2 separate regions of the Homo sapiens genome follow, and region 2 is linked to region 1. The links are chromatin loops, found by intact Hi-C in ENCODE. Cell type or tissue: tibial artery. All regions are shown on one strand. Links, peaks and the distances in the headings refer to the core of each region. The heading gives the core; the rest is flanking DNA. Region 1 holds the start of C1orf141 (chromosome 1 open reading frame 141). Region 2 has its middle 8.9 kb from the start of SLC35D1.

Region 1 (9,208 bases), core at 569-8,568:
CATCAGTACTAATATGATGGTGTTCCCCAACTACTTTGCATAAACTAACTACTAATCTTTTAATGCAAAATGAATCAAGACGATATTAAATGGGCTGGGCGCAGTGGCTCATACCTGTAATCCCAGCACTTTGGGAGGCTGAGGCAGGCGGGTCACTTGAGGTCAGGAGTTTGAGACCAGGCTGGCCAACATGATGAAATCTATTAAAAAAAGAAAAATACAAAAAAAGAAAAGAAAATTAGCTGGGCATGGTGGTGCATGTTTGTAATCCTAGCTACTCTGGAGGCTTAGGCAGGAGAATCCCATGAACCCGGGAGATGGAGGTTGCAGTGAGCCAAGATCACACTACTGCACTCCAGCCTAGGTGACAGAGTGAGACTCCTTCTCAAAAACCAAAAACAAACAAACGCAATGCCATCAGAGCTGTCTTTCTTAAACAGGACACTGATCAGGACCAGTTCCAGCCCACAAACCTTGGCTTGCTCTCATAACCTGAAGAATACCCAAACTCTTCAGATGACATATGAGACCATCCAAGAAAAGATAGTCCAGGATCTGGCTCAGCCCACCTTTCTAGTTTATTCCTCCTTCCCCTTTCTGTTCCACCATTTTCTACCACTCTTACTTCCTGGACACGTCCTGCCCTTTTCTCAAGCACACCATTCACTCCTGCATTTCCTTCTACTCAGAATGTTCTCCCACATGTCTTCCAGTCAAAAGCCTACTCTTTATGAAATATGGTATGAAGACTACCTCTTCTTTTTTTTTTTTTTTTTTTTTGAGATGGAGTCTCGCAGTCTAGGCTGGAGTGCGGTGGCACAATCTTGGCTCACTGCAACTTCCACCTCCCGGGTTCAAGTGATTCTCCTGCCTCAGCCTCCTGAGTAGCTGGGATTACAGGTGCCCGCCACCACACGCAGCTAATTTTTGTATTTTTGGTAGAGATGGGGTTTCACCATATTGGCCAGGCTGGTCTCAAACTCCTGACCTTGTGATCCGCCCACCTCGGCCTCCCAAAGTTCTGGGATTACAGTGCCCAGTCATGACTACCTCTTCTATGAAACTTTCCTTGGCATTGTCTCATTCCTTGTCTCGGTGACAGTCTATTTATTGTGTGCTCCTGGCCTCAAGCAATCCTCCAGCCTCTCAGCCTCCTGAGTAGCTGGGATTACAGGCAAGAGCCACTACACCAGGTTTTAAGAGGTTTACTCGCTGGGCGTGGTGGCTCACATCTGTAATCCCAGCACTTCAGGAAGCTGAGGCAGGTGGATCACTTCAAGTCAGGAGTCGAGACCTGCCTGGCCAACATGGTGAAACCCTGTGTCTACTAAAAATACAAAAAAAAATTAGCTGGTCATGGTGGCGCACGCCTGTAATCCCAGCTACTTTGGAGGTTGAGGCAGGAGAATAACCTGAACCCAGGTGGCGGAGGTTGCAGTGAGGTGTGATCGTGCCACTGCACTCCAGCCTGGGTGACGAGCGAGTCTCCATTTCAAAAAAAAAAAAGAGGTTTACTCTTTGACAGATCTCTTCCTTACTGGGTTGAAAGCTCATTTGAAGCAAGAATTGACTTATCCACCTCCGACTCTCAGCCTCAGGCAAAGCGTTTTACATCTAACGGGGATTTGAAAATTACAATTTAATTTGGAGATGTCTCTGAATATAAATTTTTAGGAAGAGTAATCCTAGTTTATCTGTAATAAATGATGTTACTTCATAATGATTTACTGGAAGATGAAATAAAAAGTTGAGTGTATTATTATAAAATGGGGTTATTGCCAATCTAAACTTGGTAAAATTGTTTTGAAAGGAAACTTGGATTTATGTTCTTAATTTCTAGCACAGTAGTGACAGTTTTTTGTTGTTGTTTGTTCGTTTGTTTTTAAAGAACACAATGAAATAGAGGCCATGCCAATTGGGGCAGAATGAATTCCCAATTACTCTCACAGTGAATCATCTACAGGCCTCACTGCAAAAACTTGCTCTCAACAAAAATTGTAGGTCAATATTATTAGCATATCAGAGACTAAGTCATATCTAAAATAAAAATGTCTTAAATATTTTAAGAGAACAATTTTATTTTAACAGCACCTTTGGGACTAAAAACAAACAAACAAAAAATAACAAAACCCAGTGTCGTCAATATAATAGGCTCAGCTGAGAAGAGTTCTTCAGCAAGTTCTAAACAACTCAGGAAAACTAAGAATCTCTAAAGTTACAAACTAAAGGCCTGAGAAATTATCTAGAAAATGCAGGCTTAAATTAAAATTCACTTCCATTATGTGGCTTTATCAGTTCAAATGCTTACTCCTTGAGGACGAGGCCACTTCTTACACTCTTATCTGACACAGTCCACTACTGAGACCACAGTAGGGACTCACTTCATCTGTTAAATGATTAATGTTTACTCAATAATTAGATAACTGGCTGAGTTATCTCCATCTCACATTCCAAGGATAGACTTAGGGGAATCTTTTTTCTTTAAATCTAAAATGTTGATAAATGGCCCATATTATAGGCTGAATTATGTTGCCCCTAAATTCGTATGTTGAAGTCCTAGGCCCCAGGATCTCAGACTGTGATTGTATTTGGACATACAGCATTTAAAGAGTAAAGTTAAAATGGGGTTGTTAGGGTAGGCCTCTGGCCAGTATGACTGGTGTCATATAAGAAGAGGAGATTGGGACACCGAGGATACACAGAGGAAAGTCGTTGTGAAGATTCAGTGAGAAGGCAGCCACCACCCCAAGCCAAGGAGCGAGGCCTCTGAAGAAAACAACCCTGCCCACCTCTCCATTTCCAACTTTTAGTGTCTAGAACTGTAAGAAAACAAATTTCTGTTGTTTAGCCACTCTGTCTATGATGTTTTGTCATGACAGTCCCAGCAAGCTAGTACAGCCCAGGCACTGAGAACTAATTTAAAAACCCGACCTATGTGCTTAGTTCCGCATTATGCATTTTCTTGTCCCTTATTTATTTATTTTTATTTTTGAGACGGTCTCACTGATTCTGTCACCCAGGCTGGAGTGCAGTGGCTGCGATCTCAGCTCACTACAACCTCCGCCTCCCAGGTTCAAGCGATTCTCCTGCCTCAGCCTCCCCAGTAGGTGGGACTACAGGCGCCCACCACCATGCCCGGCTAATTTTTGTATTTTTAGTAGAGACGGGGTTTCGCCACTGTGGCCAGGCTGGTCTCTAACTCCTGACCTCAAGTGATCCGCCCGCCTTGGCCTCCCAAAGTGCTGGGATTACAGGCGTAAGCCAACGCGCCGGCCTGGAAGGGAAGTTTCTAAGAAAAACTACTAAGGAATTTTAAAACTATGATGTACGTGGATTGTGGAGTATTATTGTGGGCGACTAATCAGATAATGATTGCAAGAATTGATTAGCCAGCTCGAAATCGCAGCACAATTACCGCAGGGGCGATCAGCTTCCACCATCCATTCCAGGATGTTGGGAGTCGTCAATTTGGAAATGTATCAATTAAGCGGCCCCCAGAGCCTCTCGCATCTCTTGCCCGGCCCCGAGTCACCTTCCCCCAGGTGCCTCCATCTCGCTGGAAACATAGGAAGCCCGACTCAAACGCTCTATGCCTATGGTCGTTTCATGGGAAAGCAAAATTAAGGGCAACATTGAGGAAGCTCATTAATATTTAGTTTAGAAGATGCAAAGGGTTCTTCCGCGAACCTGGAAGAGCCCCCCGGGCTCGCCTCTCGCCGCGGTCCCACACTTGCCTGACCTCAACCACACTCTCCCGGTCCAGGCCCCGCTGGAGAACGTCCCACCGACTCCGGGGACAGAAAGGCCGTTTATGTAAAACGACGTTTTTCCTATTTCGCCTCCCACCCTCATGCAAATTTTGATTTTCAACTCTTCCAACCCTTCCGCACCCTGAAACAAACCTCATCTCCTTTCCTCCCTCTTCTGGCTCCGCGGGTTACTCGCCCCGCCCCCACCCTTCAGTCCCTTAGCAACGCGTCCTCGGTCCGTAGAAACCGGTTGCCGAGCTCTGCCTACCTCTGAAAGGCCTAGAGAGCAGAGTTCTCTTCTCAGAGGGGCTTCGCCCACAGACTTTTGTCACTAAAAGCCCAGGTGACTCCCCAGATGCTTACGGATATTAAAACCGATTATGCTGAAGGAGTGGAAGGAGAGTCAAGTAAAAGAAGAAGATCAAGTAAAAAGAACTGGGGAACAGTGACTTTGTTTCCCCTTATTGTACCTCCTTTCTCCTTTTGTGCTTTCCTGGAAACATCGAATTTCAAAAAGAAGCTTACAAAGTCCACCATACAGCTTGCAGGTCTGAATGGAAGTCAACAGTTTATATTTGAATATTTGATGGAAGATTGCTTTCATGGCTTATGATATTAAAAACAGCAACAACAAAAAACCATTCTTATTTCCAAGGCCAAGAAACCTCCCGTGTGGTTAGTAAAATCACCACTGTATTACGCAAGTTGTGTAGCAGACTTGGCTGCACACACACATACCACTTAGCATTTTTATGAGACATAATGGAGATACACTGACATACATTCTGCTGTATTTACTGTATCCTAAGGAACCATTTGTCCTTATTGCTCACTTGTGTGAGCAGAAAATGCACTAAGGCCATGGGAATCATTTATTTTTAGAGCCATAATCTAAAAATGACTGACTTGAAAACAGCTTGTATTTAATTTAAAATGATGGGGAATTTCACAATATTGGTTACATTTTAAGTCAGGGGTTGTTCATCATTCCAAGAATGTACCTTATCTGATGCATCAAAATAGGGGGAAAAGCTTTAAAAAACAGCACTTCAACATCTGTGAGAAGAAAAGGAAAAAAAGCACCAGAATTAATCATCACAAGTCTGTGCTAGTGGCAATGGCAAAACTGCAAAAAAAAAAAAAAAAAAAAAGTATAGTTATGTAGCAATCCAAATTTGGCTAGAAATTGATATTAATAGTCAATGCATGAAAACACTGGAATCAATTTATTTCAAATATTTAAAAAACAAAAATACAATCATTAAAAGTAGAAGGTAGTTTGATTCTTTTCTGTTGCCCAGACTGGAGCACAGTGGTGTGATCATAGCCCACTGCAGCCTCAATCGCCTGTGCTCAAGTGGTTCTCCCACCTCAGCCTCCCTAGTAGCTAGGACTACAGGTGCATGCCACTATGCCAGGCTAATTTTTTTATTTTTATTTTTTTGTAAGGACAGGGGTCTCACTATGTTGCCCAGGCTAGTCTTGAACTTCTGGTCTCAAGTGATCCTCTTGCCTTGTTCTCCCAAAGTGCTGGGATTACAGATGTGAGTAGCCACTGCGACTGGCCAAGGTAGCTTGATTCTATTATATTTTTTAAGCCATATACATTCAGGAACAATGGTTTGTATGGAATTGATAACTGGAATCTAGTTGATAGTGGTGATTTGTCTAAGATTGTTGTAATACCTTCAGCTCAAAAATTTGTACAGAGGTGAAAATTAGCTTCTTAAGAATTCAGTTCAGAAACGTTAGCTACTCATTAATCTTCAGTCAATAAAATTTGTAAAGCATGAATCTTATGAAATTCTTAGAATATTATCATTATCTCAGTTAATATTTATGGAACACGTTCTGCATGTCAGGTACTAGGCTACAACTTTAAAATAGTTCTAATTTCATCCTTTACTTTTCATTCTTAAACCTTAATTCGTATCTATGGAAAGGGTATTATCTTTGATTTTAGAAAAGACCTGACTGAAATTCAAAGAAACTATGTGATTTGCCCAGCATCTTATAATTAGTAATACAATTATTAATATAACACAAAGTACAAAGTATTTTCTCTTTAATAACAAATGTTTGGTAAATGTACACAAAAAAGAATTCAAGTGGATTTTTTCCTAACTACTTTAATTGCTCTCAGTTAAATTCAGTATTTACTGAATGAGTTCATGAACCTATTATAGATAAATACTGGGTAAAGGAGCCTAATGAATGTTTTATTTTAAAAGTATACAGATTTCTTAAAATATAAACTGTATACTATAAGAAAACAAAGAAAATAAAATCTGCAGACTTTTTCCTGCTTCCTTTGAAGTAGGCCAACTACAAAGTTAGAAAGCACATTCCCCAAAACTGCCCTTACTTCTGACACCAAGTTCAGGGGGCCGTCAAAACCCTGAATAGAACCCTCAGGTTCGATAATTTGCTAGAAAGACTCACAGACCTTACTGAAAGCTATTGTATTTAGGGTTATAGTTTATTACAGGGAAAGGTTACAGATTACAACTAGCCAAGGAAAGAAGTTCACAGGGCAGAGTCAGTCCCGAAATAACAAATGTGGAGCTTTTATTGTCCTCTTCCTGTGGAGTCAGGACAGGTTACTCCCTAGCATTGTTGAATGACAATGCACACATGGAGATCTGCCACCCGGGGAAGCTCACCCAATCATTGTGTTCAGAGTTTGTAGTGGGGCTTCATCACACAGGCATAATCGGTTGATTAACCACATGGTTAATCTCTATCTCCAAGTTGATGGATACCACGTGACCCAAAGCCCTTGCCTTAAGTCACATTGTTGATCTTTCTGGAGTGGCCAGTCCCTACTCTAAGACTATGCAGGTGTGGCCACCTCCCCATCCTAAATCACATTGTTAGACTATCTCATATGACTCAAGGTCTCCAGGCAAATAAAGCTCTTTCTATCAGGCATAACATTCCTAGGGCCCAGAGATTATATCTCAGAAGGCAAGGGCAAAGGCCGGACTTTCTTTTCTTTGGGCAAGAGAGTCTTTCCTATAAATTCTTTACTATATACCTACTAGGTTTAGAAAGTATCAAAATTTGTACTTAATCATCCCCAAATGGTGAAAAGCCTGTGATTCTCCACCCCTGCCTTCTGTCCTCTCTTGAGAAAAGAGCATTTTTTTTCCCTTGCCCTACACAAACCATGAAGCCTGGGAGAAGTGTCAGTATTCTTCACCATTCCTAATGTTCCTTTCACATCTTTAAGTTTCTTCTTCCTTAGGAAAAGCTGCCTCTTCTGAGGTTAATGACAACTATCTCCCCATACATATTTACTAACAAATTCCCAGGCATTTCTCACTTTTACAGATTTGGGGACTTTCCCAATGTTCCTTTCCATAATAAATCCATTAAGCCAATAGTTTTGCCTCAAAACTCATTATCTTTCCAGATTAAAGCTATCTTTACTTCATTATCCCCTAACTCTGAAATATTAAGCTCTAACAGGTCCTCTCTGATCACTACCTGTTATCCCTTCTGCCCATTACTTCTCTTATTCTAGATAATGTGCTAGTTGGTCACTTAATGACCTTCTGTCTCTTTTATTTGTGAATCCAATGGACGTCTTTCAGGTCCTATGTTACTTGACAATTCTTCTGAATTGGACACGTTTTACTTCTGGCTCTTTGAAACATTCCCTTCCCTTGGCTTCAATTACACAACTCTCTCCTACTTTTCTTCCTCTGCCTGCTGTAAATATCATTGTACCCTGGGATTCTTTCTTGTTTGTGTGTGTGTTTTTTTTCTCCCTTTGTTTCCTTCCTAGGCTTGACATTCCCTTCCAAATTCAGTCAAAACCATGCAGCATAGAATATAGAACTTCTACCATCTGAGCCCATTCTATGTTGAACTGAGTTCTGATTGTCTTTCTAGCTTTATCTCAGCAAACCCATGGTACAGAAAGTGACTACCTTGTAACTTAATGGGAATTTTCACAAAGTTTTGGGCTTTTTATATCTGTGTCTTTTCATGCTGTTCCCTCAGCACAGGGACTTCAGAACTTCTGCAGCCCCCTGGTTCTAAGGATGGAGAAAGTTATCTATGTTAGGCCAATGAGATCACAACACCCTGACCACAGTGACTGGCTCAGGGAGAAGCAGGTGACTAATGGGAGGCCAGTCAGGGCCCAGACAATTTTATTCCGGGACTTTGAGCCTTCAGGGAAGAAGACTTCCTCTTCTAGTCTGCCTGTTATGACAATTTGAGCCTTATGCTATGGGAGCCACTATGAAGATCCTAAGAGTGGAGTCAATCCAGGGGAAGAAAACTGAGAGCTGGACCTGGGCAGTATCATTTGAGCCCAGGGTCAAGCGATCACTGAACTTAGAGCTACTCTAGACCTCTTCAGCTAACATGATCCAGTAAGTTCTCTTTGTGTATAAACCAGTCTGATTTATTTTTCTATAGAAGTAAGCCTAGAGACTGATAATATGCTCAACAAATATTTGTCAAATGAAAGGAAACCATAAAATGGATAGATTAACTATCTCAGAGGGCTGGTCTGAGAAGTAAATGATTTACCAGTCATTTACTTTTGCTAGGCCAAGCACAGTGCCTAGCAAAAAGCAGGTACATGAAACGTTCATTATGTTTCTATGCCTCCAGCACTCTCCCTGTCACCACACAGTCCACACAACATAGCTCAAAAACTGCTACCTGAACTTGATTATAAGTTCTAAGAAAACTCATATTCACAAAAATTTGACTTCTTCAGTCCTAGGCTTTTTCCCCATAAGTCTTTTTCTTCTATTAAAGACCACAACTTAATATTTACTTATGTTTTTAAAGATCACAACAGTAAACATATTCATTTGTATAGCATCTGCTACAGTTTGAATATTTGTCCCCTCCGAAAGTCATGTTGAACTTTAATCTCCAGTGTGGCAGTATTGAGAGGTGAGGCCTTAATTTATATTTTTTAAAATAAAGATAAAGTCTTGCTATGTTGCCTAGGCTAGTTTCAAACTCCTGGACCCAAGGCATCCTCTACCTCAGCCTCTCCAGTAGCTGTCCTACAGGAAAGACCCACTGCACCCAGCTTGGTGGGGCCTTTAAAAGGTTCTTGGGTCATAAGGGCAGAGCCCTTATGAATGGATTAATGAATTATGGGTTAACAGATTAATGGATTATCATGGGAGTGGGATTGGTGGTTTTATAAGAAAAGGAAGAGAAACCTAAGCGAGCAAGCATAACCCCCTCACCATGTGATGCCCTGTGCCACCGTGGGACTCTGCAGAGACCTCCCAGCAGCAAGAAGTCCCTCACCAGATGTGGCCCCTCAACCTTGCACTTCTCAGTCTCCATAACTGTGAGAAATAATTCCTTTTCTTTATAAATTCCCCATTTTCAGATATTCTGTTACAAGCAACAGAAAATGGACTAAGATAGCATCTTGCAAGGCTTCACTTACTATGCATGCAAAAGCAAAATATTTA
Region 2 (9,208 bases), core at 843-8,842, 72 kb before region 1:
GCTGTGCTGCACAGCTGGTTACTTTATAGTCAAGGAGCAAAGGTCATACATGTTTCCTATTTGAACAATACTTTAAAAATTCTGAGAATCAGCATGGAGCTTCTCTTCTCTGCAGTGCCTTGTACTTTTCTACATTGGACTGCAAAGAATGAACTTATTGTCCACTGATGATGAGCCTCACAATGTGCTTCTCTTGTAATTCATTATCTCATTTCACCCTAACCACTGTGAGAAGCAGGTATGGTGAAACAACATATAAACAGGAAAACAAGGGCTGAGAGGGAGTATTAGACATACACTGCATCCCACAGCTCTAAGTGACTGTGTACAGATTCGGTCCTAGGTCTGTTTAGCATTTATTCTGTGTTCCTCCACTGGACACTCCTGCCTCCTTTGGGGCAGATGGACAAGACCTACTTTTACAAGACGTTCTGGCAATGTCAATGCTTTCTTCAATGACCAAGTTTAGTGTTTATCAACCCTATGAAGAAGGATAAGCAGGATAAAGGAACAGTAATGTGTTGAAGTCATAGTCAATCATGACTCATTCACAAATAGCATACCAGACACCAAGTTAGGCACTGGAAATACGAAGACATTTCAAGCTCAATGTATTTACAACTGAACTTTATATAAATCTCTCCCAAATAAGTTGCTTCTTTGAATCTCCAATTTTAGTGAATTGACCTCACTATCCACCTATTTACTGTGGTTCTGCTCTCTGTATAATCACCCTGCAAGCACTCTTTAACCCCCACCAAACTAGTTTTACCCCCTCCAATACACTGAAGCTGTTCACTGCAAAGTTACCCATGACCTCCATGGGACTACACCCAATGAGCACTCTTAGTCCTCCTGCTTGACCACTCTACAGCATTTACATTGCTGATATTCTCCCTTCTTTTAGCTACACCCTCTTCCCTTGACTTCTGAAGCCCCATACTCTCTGAAACCTCTCCTCGTACTCTGGCTGCTCCTTCTCATCCTGCTTTGCTGGTTCCTCCTCTTCTCACAGACCTTTAAAGTTTTACATTCCTCAGGGCTCAGTCTTGGGTCTTCTCTATTCTATGTATTCTTACTAAATCTCATTCCATTCCATGGTTTCAGTTATGACTTATTGTTTGCCAGTGCTTACCAAATCTACATTACTTATGTTCTCTCTAACTCCAGATTAATGTGTCTGACTGCCTCCTGAATATCTTCACTTGGATAACTCTCTGTTATGCTGCTCAACATGCCTGAAACTAATCTTGTCATTATCCCTTTTACTCCAACATTCTGCTTCTCTATTGTTCTTCACTGTATCAGGTAATGAATCCTGACAGTTGAGATCCTAGTTGTCTTATTTTGCCATCCAAAATGCTTACTACTTTGCATTTATCAGATCTGAACAACATAATTTAATCAATGTGTTGAACCAGTTTATTTTGTATGAGAATATTAAGATGATCAAGATCTCTGTGAACTATATTATGGCAAAGAGTAAAAGATTGGATGTCAATCCAATGATGCTATACTGCTGGCCCTGACATGTAAGAGGTAAACTGTTTTAGTTGGACCCTATAAATTAATATAGAGACAAAACATTTGCCATGTTAATAGCTACACACTAGGTGTCAGGAAATGTCATGGTGATTTGCCCTAGTAACACTACGTCTGGAGCATCAACTAACATTGGAGTCACCTCCTGATTAAGTTTATAACCACACTCAGTTATTTGCTAAGATTTCTCTTCTGCATTGGACAAACAGGTGACTTAAATGGAGATGTGATAGGATTCATCCATCTTTCAAGTCTTTGATGATGGCACTAATCTCTGCAACTCCTCTAAAGATGTGGCATATCTTTTTTTGTACTGTCCTGAAAGGGAAGGAAAGCTCCAGAGGCTTCCTCTTTCTACTATCGTGGTCCTTATTCCATGGGTCACACAGACACTGTGAGGATTTTACCAGCTGCCTAGCATATCTATTATGCCTAAACATATGTCTCTTCCAATTATACATTCAAGAGCTGGAGACAAAAACACACAGTGGATTTGTGGACCTACTGAGCACATCGTGTTTCAAAGTTGGGCTAGGTCTCCAATTATCACCTGACTCACTTCTATAGTCTAAATGTGTGTGTCCCCCAACAAATTCATGTATTGAAATTGTCATGTGAAAATAGAGATGAATCTCTAAGTAAAAAGGTTTTGTTTGGGAATAGTATACAAGACGTAGGATTGTAATTTGGGACATATATACAAACCAGGATGGCCTCCAGTATATATGGAGAACAGAGTAAAAGGTTAGGATTTTATTGGAGAAAGAGGAGATTTATGCAAGTTGTTTTAAAAGAAAGTTTTTTGGTGCTGGCAGCATCTTACAAGAGCTGAAGAGTTTTGATATGTGAATGTCAGTGGTCCTTAGGAAGGACTTGTAATCTTGGAGTTTCAGTTAGGCCTTTACATTTAGAATTGGGTTTGTGAGTCAGTGTGTCAGGCATGTGTTCTTGTGTAAGCGGCTAGCTGTCCTTGTGCTGCCAGCTGTCTTTGTGTGACTCACGTAGTAAACTGTGGTTTGGAAAAATGTCCTGTGATAGTTTGTGTTATCAGGCAAACTGTGTGTGAGAGCCCTACCAGCATAGCCTTCTCTAGCTCCATTTTGCTAGGGTTTGACACAAGTGACTACATTTTGAATCTGACAATGTTCACAAAATCCTAACCTCTAAGGTGATAGTTTTAGGAGGTGAGGTCTTTAGGAGGTGATTAGGTCAGGAGGGTGAAGACTTCATGAAAAGAATTGGTACCCTTACAAAAGAGCCCTGAGAGAGACCCTTTACCCCTTCCAACATGTGAGGACACAGCTGGAAGATACCACCTATGAACCAGAAATCAGGCACTCACCAGACACCAAATCAGCCTGCATCTTGATCTTGGATTTCCCAGCCTTCAACTGGGAGAAATGAATTTCTGTTGTTTATAAGCTACCCAGTAATATTTCATTAAAACAGCTTGAACTGACTAAGACGCTACATAAGCCCCCAGTTTAACTGGTAGACTGCAGGACTGTAAGTGCCCAGGAATTAGTATCGGTTGGCCAGTGTTTGATAATCCCACAAAAGGTCTGGGTATTTCCTTTTTGTTACTACACAGTCACCCTAGTAAATGGCAGCAGTTTCCTTTGAGGAAGACTTGAAAGAAGATATACAGTATACACTTGTGGCTATGATATAGGGCCTTCCTCAAAGAGACCTGATCTCTCCTTCAATCCAAGAGATTCTCGTATTGTACATGGCTTAGGTCTGGAAACTGAATAAAAGACCGTGACTGTCCATTTCTGAGACTCCAGTCAGTTTTCTTTGCTGTCAGGTCTGGTTTTTACTGTTATAGAGATTAAGGACCATTTTACTAGGTTGTCTAACTATTTCATTCTTAGGGACATTATAATCAATAGGATACTGCCCAAAATTCCTATGGCTTAAAACTATGATTACCACTATGTTACTGCTTTCCTTTTATAATAAATATGCCCCCTACCTTGTCTTCTGTGGTTAAGTACTACTGCTTGCCTCTGATACTCCAGAACTTCCAACATCTCTATTAAATTGCGGAGCCCATCTCAATACTGAAAATTCCCATTATACCTAGCTTACAGAGCACAGCCACAACAGAACTTCTCAAGGATGTACATGGTCTATACACAAGTGTGTTTCTCCACATGTCAGTTATGGGATTTCCTCTGGATTCTCTCAAGGATGTTGAGGGATGGGTGTGTAGATTACATGTGATAAATATGCTCCACCATTCCTGTTTCCCTAAGCACTGGAATCTTTTCCTCAACATTATAATATGGAAAGTTCTGGTATCTCAACCTCATTAAATAGACCCTGCTGTTGTGCCCAACTGTCAGTAAACAAACATATTAAATTGTTGGAATGCTTCCACCTGCATGAGCCAACACATTAAATCCAGAACCTCAGGTAAGTACACCCTTATCAATACGTTTGGCCGAATCCAGTGTTATATTTCATCTTCCTTAAGCTCCATTCCTATACATATTCCCTAGGTTGATGGTGATATAAATTAGAAAAATCTTGCAATTCTTTTGGTTTACCACCTGCTTCCTCCTAAGTTAAACTTCATGCTGGCTCTTTGGGGTGTGTTGATATCTGACCTAGTTATGGGTATAGTGGATAGAGTTTTCAAGCAAGAGAAGGCTAATCTGTCAGACACAGGAGGCTCCCACTGTCAGAAGAGGCTCAAAATGACTTGACAATTCAAAATTCTTAACCCCATTTAAGCCCAAACAAATGTGTACTCATTCCAAGTTTTAGGGTCATTTTCTTTCCATTTTTTTTAACTTCTACATGAGAGACCTAGCAAGGTTGTAAATTCAACTGATGTTGTAAAAATTGTAAACTGGCCTATTAAGCCTTTTTTTATTTTTAACAATATCAGCCCTGTGGCTGCAAGAAAAGAGAGATTCTTTTAGGACTGCCATAGAATCATTTTGGCACTCTAATGAGACTTTATGAAGAATGTAAAGACCTGAGTTTGTTATTCTTTCTGTATGTGTTTTATTAAACTCAAGAATCTATCCCACACCACAGTCCTCACAGTCATTACTACTGCTAACAGTTAGATGTAGCAGGCCCATGCTCCTAAGGCACTTGGTTCAGTAGGAATATCATCACAATTAACTGCAGGTGACAATTTAATGAATCATGATACTTCTGCATGACATGGGTTACCAGAATTTATTTCACATTAGTGGGGAGCTCAGCACTTCATTCAAGCTCAAGGACAGAACCAAACAAATCCCAAATCCCAACTTCTAAAGTCTATTCTAGAACCAATTTCTATATCAATCAAGGTCCAGTCAAGAGACAGAAACCACACGTTATTTGATTAGAGATAATTTTACATTAAAAAATGTTAACTAGGTAAATGAAAGTTTAAAAAGAAACACTTCAAAAGCCCCCCAAACCATAAGGTATCGTGGAGGTAGCAACTGCAGGAAGGGCTGAGGGAACAAAGGAAAGAGGCTAGAATTATCAAAACTTAGAAACTTAGAAGGGGAACTCCAATAGCTAAAACTCAAGATTTCTGAGGAAGAAATGCTGCTCAAGTGATTCTAGGGTCTTTGGGTTCAAAAGAGGATCCCCATAAGCCTGAAATTCAGACCTTTGAAGAGAGAGCACTATCTGGTTAGTGCTGTGGGCTTAGTGTCACGTGGGGTGGGAGGGGAGTAGGGGCGGGAAGGGTAGGAGGGGGAGTGGAACGGGAACACAGTGTTGTGATATAGGCTGTTCTCTAAATTTAGGGAAAACTGCAAACTGAATTCAACTACTGCTAAGGGAAGAACTTGCTACTTCTGGGACGAAGAATCATTGCTAGACTGAGGCTACTAGGAAGCACATGGGAAAAAGCATTTCTTTTCTCCTCCTCCAGCTACCCAGTATCCCTCTAGTGCCACGTATGGAAGAGTTTACGTAGAGCCAGCCAGCAAAGCAGAAATGTGTTTTGCAAAATACAAGCATCAGCTTCACAAAGTAGAATATAGAAGAGTAGGTTTCCAGCTGAGAGACAATTAATATGTGGCACACCCATTTTAGTAAACATATCGCCATATGCCAAGTTGCCACCTTAGAAGTCTAGTAGTCATTCTCAGAACCTGTCTCTTCTAACTTGCCATATATAAGCTGCTAAATATCTCTCAAGTCTGAATCCACTACCATAGCCATCATTATCAAGATGTCTGCAATGACATCCTAACTAGTCTTCAGGATAGATGACTCTTCCTCTCCAATTCATTCTGTAAAAATGCAGATCTGGGCCAGGCACGTGGCTCGCACCTGTAATCCTAGCACTTTGGGAGGCCAAGGCTGGCAGATCACAAGTTCGGCAGTTTGAGACCAGCCTGGCCAACATGCTGAAACCCCATCTATACTAAAGATACTAAAATTAGCTGGGCATGGTGGCGGATGCTTGTAATCCCAGCTACTTTGGAGGCTGAGGTAGGAGAATCACTTGAACTCCAGAGGTGGAGGTTGCAGTGAGCCAAGATCACACCACTGCACTCCAGGCTAAGCAACAGGGTGAGACTCCATCTCAAAAAAAAGAAAAATGCAGATCTGGTTATTAGAATAAAATCTATCTCCTGCTTTATTTCACAATACTCTCAATTTTGCTCTCCCTTCTCTATTTATGCTTGTTGTTCTTTTACTTTGTCAAACACATCTTCTCATTCTTGGACCTTTGCATCTGTTCATCACTTGGCTTATGGACTAACCTCCCATTCCTACAAACTCCAACTTCCTCCTCTGGCTAACTCCTTTAAGTCTCAAGTAAAGTACATAATCTTCAGTGAGGTCTTCCTGAGCCCCAGATATCATTCCTACATGCTCCTTTAGAGGCATAATAACTGGAGTTACTAATTAAAATATTATTTTCCTCCCCTCTGCCTATTGCCTTACCCTCACCATTCACATTCAAGCCATAATGCATAGGCTGCTGTTTATCCCGGATGGTTGCTATTAGAATGTACTAAGATGTATGATGCAGGTTCTTAGATTCTGTACTTAAAATTTAATAAATATTTAATAAATATTTTAGAATCTTTTTTCCCCTGCCTATTCATTCTAAACTAGATAAACAATTTGGAAACCTCTACTCTCACAGTCTTCGCCAACTTAGTTGATGGACATGCTATCCTTCTAGTTGCTTGGAACAAAAACCTTTAATTCCTCTCTTTCTCTCACAGCCCACATCTAACCCTCAGCAACTCACATCAGTGCTATCTTTAAAATAGATCTATATTCCAACATTTATTACTTCCTGTACTCATGCCTTAGTCCAAGCCACCATCTGCTCTTGCTGAAATATTGTAATTGTCTCATCATTAGTTCCCTGCTTCCATCTTGGACTCATATTTTCCCATCAATCCTTTCTGCACACAGCACTCAATGATCTTTTAAAAGATAAGTCAGATATCACTCCTCTGCTCAAAAACATTCAATCACTTCTGTTCTTTCTCTGAATAAAATTCAATGCCTTACAGTGGCTGTAAGACCTTATATAATCTGGCCTCTTGTTACTTTTGTGATAAGATCCTCTACTCCTCTTCACACCACTTCACTCCACTCCACTGGCTGGTGCTGTTCACTAATGAGGGTGGTAAGGGAGGTGGCAGGGGTGGTGTGGTAATGAGGCTAATTCTGCAAATTCAAGAAGAACTACAAACTCCATTCAGCTACTGCTATGGGAAGACTTTGCTGCTGCTGGGGTGAAGAAATAATTGTTGGAGTAATGCTACCAGGAATCAAACAAGAATTTCCCACCTCCTCCTCTAGCCTCCTTACTGTTCTTAGACTACTTCAACCACACTTTACTTCAGGGCCTTTGCATTTATTATTATACTGCCTGCCTGAAACACTATTTGCACTTATTATTATACTGCCTGCCTGAAACACTCTTTCTACAGATGGTTCACTTCCTCACTTAATTCAGGTCTTAACTCAAATGTCTCCTTATCGAAGTGGTCTTCTCAAAACTGGAAAAAGAAATGAATGAACTAAATAAATGAAGAGCTATACTATTCATTGATAGAAATGCTCAATATTGTTAGGATATTAATTCTCTCCAAATGTATCTACAGTTTTAAGGTAATTCCTATCAAAATTCCAGCAAGATTTTTTATAGATAATGACAAGATTATTCTAAAATGTATATGAAAAGACAAAGAAAATAGAATGATCAAAAAATTATAAATAAGAAGAAAAAACTTGTAGAACCCACACTACCCAATTTCGTGAGTCACTATAAAGCTACAGTAATTAAGACTGTGGTACTAGCATAAGGATATTCATATAGATAAGTGGGGTGGAATAGAGAACCCAGAAATAAATACACAAATATGGTTGCCTAATTTTTGACAAAGGCACACAATTTCAATGGAAAAAGAATAGTCATTTACATAAATAGTGATGGAATAGTTGGATGTTCATATGCCAGAAAGGAACCTCAGCATATACTTCACAGCTTATATAAAAATTAACTAAAAATAGATCATAGGTCTCAATGTAAAACCTAAAACCATAAAACTTCTAGAAGAAAACAGGAGAAAATCTCTATGAATTTGATGATGAATTTTGTGTTTTTTCATTAAAAAACATGCTGATATGATTTGGCTGTGTCCCCACCCAAATCTCCTCTTGAACTATGGTTCCCAGAAGCCCTACATGTTGTGGGAGAGACCCAGTGGGAAGTAATGGAATCATGGGGGTGGCTACTTCCATGCTGCTCCCATGATAGTGAGTGAGTTCTCACAAGATCTGATGTATAAGGGGCCTTTCCCCCTTTTGTTTGGCACTTCTCCTTGCTGCTGCCATGTGAAGAAGGATGTGTTTGCTTCCCCATTTGCTTCTGCCATGATTGTAAGGTTCCTGAGGCTTACCCAGCCTCTGTGGAACTGTGAGTCAATTAAACCTCTTTCCTTTATAAATTATGCAGTCTTGGGTATGTCTTTATTAGCATGTGAGAACAGACTAGTACAGTAAATTGGTACCACAGAGAGTGGAGCACTGCTGTAAAAATATCCAAAAATGTTGAAGTGACTTTGAAACTGGGTAACAAACAGAGGTTGGAACAGTTTGGTGGGCTCAGAAGAAGACAGGAGAATGTCAGAAAGTTTGGAACTTCCTAGAGACTTGTTGAATGGCTTTGACCAAAATGCTGATAGTGATATGGACAATGGTCCAGGCTGAGGTGGTCTCAGATGGAGGTGGGGAACTTGTTGGGAACTGTAGTAAAGGTCATTCTTGCTATGCAAAGAGACTGACAGCATTTTGCCCCTGCCCCAGAGATCTGTGGAACTTTGAACTTGAGAGAGGTGATTTAGGGTATCTGGGGAAAGAAATTTCTAAGCAACAAAGCATTCAAGAGGAAGCAGAGAATAAAAGTTTGGAAAATTTGCAGCCTGCCAATGCTATAGAAAAGAAAACCCCATTTTCTGGGGAGAAATTCAAGCTGGCTGCAGAAATTTGCATAAGTAACGAGGAGTCAAATGTTAATCACCAAGACAATGGGGAAGACGTCTCCAGGATATATCAGAGACATTCATAGCAGTGACCCCAGCCCCCACCATCACAGGCCCAGAGCCTAGGAGGGAAAAATGGTTTCATGGGCTGGGCCCAGGGCATCCCTACTGTGTACAGCCTTGGGATATGG

What was found. Hi-C counts contacts between places; a loop is a spot of excess contacts. Peaks named below come from ENCODE experiments on the same cell type or tissue, not always from the same donor. Only the 100,000 strongest peaks of a DNase experiment are listed, where the experiment ranks them.
Region 2: it touches region 1 in a loop (2.0-fold over the local background); 40 of 110 quality-filtered maps call a loop at or near these places.

Annotation. Positions count from the first base shown.
Region 1 is chr1:67,131,028-67,140,235 of GRCh38, forward strand. C1orf141 (chromosome 1 open reading frame 141) reads right to left here and starts at 3,943. Exons shown (of 8, transcript NM_001276351.2): 1 at 3,903-3,943; 2 at 115-200. It also overlaps a transcript of IL23R not described here. RefSeq lists an enhancer at 6,176-6,686. In tibial artery, for the core only: no CTCF peak of the experiment used is centred there; no DNase peak of the experiment used is centred there; H3K4me3 peaks cover 641 bases.
Region 2 is chr1:67,058,428-67,067,635 of GRCh38, forward strand. No RefSeq gene overlaps it. Among named protein-coding and RNA genes, the nearest start is that of SLC35D1, 8.9 kb to the left of the region's middle. In tibial artery, for the core only: no CTCF peak of the experiment used is centred there; a DNase peak (open chromatin) is centred at 5,835; H3K27ac peaks cover 466 bases.